Linked DNA regions of Homo sapiens: region 1 is linked to region 2. Evidence: read pairs that join two places in POLR2A ChIA-PET (ENCODE). Cell type or tissue: IMR-90. All regions are shown on one strand. Each heading gives the region's core, and the rest is flanking DNA. Links, peaks and the distances in the headings are about the cores only. Region 1 overlaps ZNF592 (zinc finger protein 592). Region 2 overlaps SEC11A (SEC11 homolog A, signal peptidase complex subunit).

The links. ChIA-PET counts read pairs that join two places held together with the same protein. Peaks named below come from ENCODE experiments on the same cell type or tissue, not always from the same donor. Only the 100,000 strongest peaks of a DNase experiment are listed, where the experiment ranks them.
Region 1: POLR2A ChIA-PET joins it to region 2 with 5 read pairs; 14 of 35 experiments call an interaction of 5 or more read pairs at or near these places.

What each region holds. Positions count from the first base shown.
Region 1 is chr15:84,757,333-84,760,148 of GRCh38, forward strand. The region is part of intron 1 of ZNF592 (zinc finger protein 592); the gene reads left to right. Among named protein-coding and RNA genes, the nearest start is that of ZNF592, 10 kb to the left of the region's middle. In IMR-90, for the core only: no CTCF peak of the experiment used is centred there; no DNase peak of the experiment used is centred there.
Region 2 is chr15:84,667,788-84,670,587 of GRCh38, forward strand. It overlaps SEC11A (SEC11 homolog A, signal peptidase complex subunit), which reads right to left. Exons shown (of 6, transcript NM_014300.4): 6 at 1,757-2,282. The coding sequence ends at 2,232. Among named protein-coding and RNA genes, the nearest start is that of NMB, 11 kb to the left of the region's middle. In IMR-90, for the core only: no CTCF peak of the experiment used is centred there; a DNase peak (open chromatin) is centred at 1,504.

The DNA of each region.
Region 1 (2,816 bases), core at 229-2,728, 89 kb after region 2:
TCTTTCCTTTTTTTTTTTTTTTTGAGAGATAGGGTCCAGCACTGTTACCCAGGCTGGAGTTGGAGTGCAGTGGTGCAATCATAGCTCATTACAGTCTTGACCTCCTGGGCTCAAACAATCCTTACACCTCAGCCTCCAGAGTGGGAACTACAGGCATGGGCCACAATGCCTGGTTAATTAGTTTTATTTTTTTATTTATTTTGTAGAGACAGGATCTCGCTGTGTTGACCAGGCTGGTTTCAAACTCCTGGCTTGAAGCGATCCTTCCACCTCGGCCTCCCAAAATGTGGGATTACAGGTGTGAGTCACTGTGCCTGGCTGCCATTAATCTTTTTTTTTTTTTTGAGATGGAGTCTCACTCTGTCCCCCAGGCTAGAGTGCAGTGGCATGATCTCAGCTCACTGCAACCTTCACCTCCCAGGTTCAAGCAATTCTCCTGCCTCAGCCTCCCAAGTAGCTGGGACTACAGGCACACGCTGCCATGTCTGGCTTTTTCTTTTTTGTATTTCAGTAGAGATGGGGTTGCACCATGTTGCCCAGGCTGGTCTCAAACTCCTGAGCTCAGGCAGTCCGCCCACCTCGGCCTCCCAAAGTGCTAGGATTACAGGCGTGAGCCACTGTGCCCAGCCGTTAATCCTTTTTTTTTTTCTTTTTTTTTGAAATGGAGTCTTGCTCTGTCGCCCAGGCTAGAGTGCAGTGGCAAGATCTCGGCTCACTGCCACCTCCGCCTCCCAGGTTAAAGGAATTCTCCTGCCTCAGCCTCCCGAGTAGCTGGGACTACAGGCGCCTGCCACCACACCCGGCTAATTTTTTATTTTTTTTAGTAGAGATGGGGTTTCACCATCTTGGCCAGGCTGGTCTCGAACTTCTGACCTTGTGATCCACCCGCCTCGGCCTCCCAAAGTGCTGGGATTACAGGCATGAGCCACAGCGCCCGGCCCCGTTAATCCTTTAAAAAAAATTTTTTTTTGAGACCGTCTCGCTCTGTTGTCTAGACTGTAGTGCAGTGGCGTGATCATGGCTTACTGCAGCTTTGACCAACCAGGCTTAGGTGATCCTCCCACCTCAGTCACCCAAGTAGCTGGGACTACAGGCGTGCACCACCACACCAACTAATTTTTTTGTATTTTTTTGTAGAGATGGGGTTTTGCCATGTTGCCCAGGCTGGTCTTGAACTCCTGAGCTAGGCAATCGGCCCCTCTTGGCATCCCAAAATGCTGGGCTTACAGGTGAGAGCCATGGCGCCTGGCCTATTATTCTTAATTAGCATGTGTACTTGTATTTAAAGTCTTGGGGAGGCCAGGTAAGGTGGCTCACACCTGTAATCCCAGCACTTTTGGGGGCTGAGGTGGGTGGATTGCTTGAGCCCAGGAGTTTGAGACTAGCCTAGGTAACATAGCAAAACCCCATCGCTACTGAAAATCCAAAAAAAAAAAAAAAAAAGCTGGGCATAGTGGCACAGACCCGTATTCAGTCCCAGCTACTTGGGAGGCTGAGGTGGGAGAATCACCCAAGGCTGGGAAGTCTAGGATGTAGTGAGCCGTGATTATGCCTCTGCACTCCAGTCTAGGTGACAGAGTGGGACTTTGTCTCTAACTAACTAAATAAGTAAAATTTTCTGGAACCTTTTTGCAACAGCATTCTACTCTTTTTTGCCAATTCAGTTACAGTAGATACCTACCTTAAAGCCTCTTCTTATGGTCTCCCTATGCCCTTTGCCTTGCTAAAGGAACAACCTCAAGATTTTAAATATAAGTAAACATTCTAATTAAGAACAGTATTCCACAGTTGCTTATAAAAGCAACTGTGGACCCAATCCAGAGTTGGTGCTCTGTAGAGCATAAAAGAATCATGTGAGATGAACTTCGCCCTCCAGGATTTCCCCCACTGAAAGCAATTAGAGAACAATTTGCTTTCAGACCAGAAGTGTCTTAAGGGGGCTTTTCTTTCTGAGGGTGGTGGTTATTGGCACACAGGTCACCCTCTGAGATGGCTGGGATTACCTCTAGGGAACATTCTCTAGTACCCAAAATGTACTGAATGGCCATTTGGGAGGAGAGAGGTGGTGGCCATGAAGTATTCTGATCTTTCATTACTTGTCTCCCCTTGACGCTGCTTCCTAAGTGCTGTGCCCTTTAGGAGAAGCTGGCCTCCTATCCACAAAGTATGAACCCCAGTGTCTGTCATTCCATCATTATAGCTCCATTCCTCTGAGTCTAAGGCTTTTGCATTTCCATCTTAGAGTCCTGTTTTAAATTATTTATACCCCCTGGGAGAGGTCATACTCTTTAGTACATCATCACCAAACAGTAGGTTTAATTACCAGGAATTAATTAAGTCAACTGAGAGAAAGACTGGGACCCAGGCAGGCACTTGGGGGCAAGAGTGTCTGAAGGGACACACTTCTGCATGGGAGGAGAGAAGTGAGGGCAGCAAAAGAAACATTCATTCATATCAGTTCCTGCAGTGAATGTTGTTGTACCACCTCATTGCTGACTCTGGGCCCACCTTGGTGGTCCTGCTGGCTGGGACATAGGGTACAGCGTGGGCTAGCCCTGCCTTGTACAGGGGTTTTGAGGCAGAGTTGGAATTTGAGCCAAGTCTTTAAGGATTGGGGAGATTCCCCCCCCCCCCACCCTGCCATTTAAAAAGTAATATGTGCTTAGTTTAGAAAATTTGGGAACAATCAGGAAGAAATTCTGGTAATTCTTCCTAATGATAGACAGTTGAGATGGATAGGCAGAGGGGAGTGATCCTTTTAAAATGTCAGTCTGATAGAATTTGAGGATAAGTGGTTAAAAAAAAAAAGAACCACC
Region 2 (2,800 bases), core at 301-2,800:
GATTAGCAGGCGGTATAAGAGCAGACAAGTAACAGCCAAAGAGATAATCCCATTATCAATTTCTCATTTGAAGTTTGATCAATTTTCATACTCTTGTTCAATTCCTTTCACTCACAATGGTTGAGCCCTCCCAATTCTCCACTTGCCCTGCCAAATCTCAAAGAGCTTATCACGCCATTCAATTAGCAAATAAAACCTCTCTGGCATTTCTTACATTTGCAAAGAGCTTTTAGGATATATTTGCTAATAAAATCTCCCATTTTAAGTCTTATGTTTAGCACTAAACTAGACAAGATAAAAATTGGGAATATAATACCCCTCCCCACAAGTAATCTTTTTATTTTTGGCTAATGGAGTGATTCAAATATTATTAAATGATTTGATTACCTTTTCAGAGAAACTTAGTTGTTGCTTGCAACTACAGCATCCAGGAAAGGAGGAAAAATAATACTTATATAAAACTGGTTGCGAATATATGCAAGGGAAAAAAGTATTAATGTTTTCTTCCCAATACATTTATAAGGAGAAATCTGGAGTAGATGAAGATACAAGTACAAGGATGTTTACATTCAGGCAAGCTAGGATCACAGAGAACCCTAGGATCCCAACCTTGGCCAGCAAAGCACACTGCTTCTCCCCTAGAGTAGTCCTAGAAAGGCTGGTACAAAAACCAGTGTACTGATTAGGCTGAGCAGTGAACTGCATCTTCCACAGGTGATGAGGGGGGAAAAAATGGAATAAATGGCAATTTCCTGCTATTCCACACAGGGAATGTTCAGCTTCTGGTTCATGAGAAAATATAAGTACTATATACGCCTCACAGACAGGTTCAAAAAAGCATTTGTTAGCAGTGATTTGCCAAGTTTCATACTCTGTTGAGAATATTAAGAGCCCATATCCAAAGTTGGAAGGCTAAAGCCTGGTTAATGGGTTTAGGAAGGTACTATTCTCCACAGGGGAGGGCTTCAGAAGAGTAATTGTCCCTGTTCTCATGCCATTAGCATTACGGCATAGACTGATTTCCACTGCAGTTGAACAAATAATAGAAACTGTTCAAGTAGCCTAACACAGAAAACTCACTTTAAGATTTCACATTAATACAACAAGAGAACAGATAGAATTAAGTGTATTTTGTGCTCAAAAGATATTGGTTTACTCTATACTCCCTATTTCCCTCACTGCCTTGATATTAAAAGAAAACATACAATTGGGTTGTGCACTCACTACTTTAAACTGCTTGCTTTAAGTCTGCATTAGAGAAATGCAAAGTCAGGCACTTGAGAGAACAGGTTCAGACAAATGAGACTTTAAAGACGCCAAGCAGAATGCTTGTCCTCCAGCCCTTTCCTCTGCCTCTAGATGCTAATGCACACTGCCTTGGTGTAGAAAGGACTGAAATGTCTCAAGTGTAGAAAGGGTTATGACTTTTTATAACCAAGTGAGATTTTCTGAACCTCTCAGCAACACTAGCTGGGTTTTATACACATCTGAGTCATGGGAAGAATCAATTTTATGACTAAGAGATTTCCTATGACTGTCAGTGGCTACTTTTGCTTCACACACACACACACACACACACACACACACACACACGCAAAACAGACAAACAAAAAAACTAGTTGTTAGTATCAGAGCAACCTTCTTAGCTGAAGGACTGTTCACACCAAGCCTTTATATCCCCCAGGGGTACTAAGAACCAGCCAAGGAAGGCAAATTTCAGAAGCTTTCCCGACAAACACAATTCAGGGATAAGGGGTTCAATGTGCAAAGTCTTTTATTTAAAATTTTAGAAGTTAAGACTTACGACCACCTCAGTATATGCCATTCCTAATAGAAGGAGGTATGACGGTTTCAAACTCGTGCAGAGCTGCATTTTCATTTACAAGTCTCTGTAGGCACTTTAGAAGTGAAGCTTGGCTTCAAAATACAAACACTGGGGGCTTTGGCTCAACCTTTTAATATAAAAAAATTCACTGATGTACAAAAATTTGAAAGTGTGACAATGACAATTATGAAATCCTGTGACTGAAAGTCCCCTCGAGTGCACTCTGTGGTGCACATGCGCCCGCCCACACAAACTCTGGCATGGAAACATAAACTAATGCAAACCAGTGCTACCCAGAAGCACCAACACGTGTGTTCTCCATTCCACCAATCACAGACCAGTATCTACTCCAAACATCCAGTAACGAAAACTATGGCATCTTCCCAGGAACAGCAAGGCAGGCTTCTTACTCACGATGAACCAGCACGAATAAACCCAGCAAAAAGAGAACTGCATACTAGAAAATAAACACAGAACCACAAGTCAGAGAAGCGTTGAAAAGTTCAGAGGTTCTAAGAGTTAATTAACAAATTGGTCTTTGTGAATATATCGCTAAACTACCCAATTATTCTTTCATCTTTTAACTATAATCCATTTAAAAGTTTCCAATACTAAGCAAAATATCACATTTCTTTAAATAATTTTCTTTTTTTTTTTTTTTTGAGACAGTCTCACTTTGTCACCCAGGCTGGAGTGCAGCAGCAACCTCCACCTATCATATTCAAGCAATTCTCGTGCCTCAGCCTCCCCAGTAGCTGGGATTACAGGTGTGTACCACCATTCCTGGCTAATTTTTTTGTATTTTTAGTAAAGACAGGGTTTTGTCATATTGACCAGGCTGTTCTCGAACTCCTGACCTCAGGTGATCTGCCTGCCTCAGCCTCCCAAAGTGCTGGGATTACAGGCGTGAGCCACTGCGCCCAGGCTAATAATTTTTTTTTTTTTTTAATAGAGACGGGGTTTCGCTATGTTGCC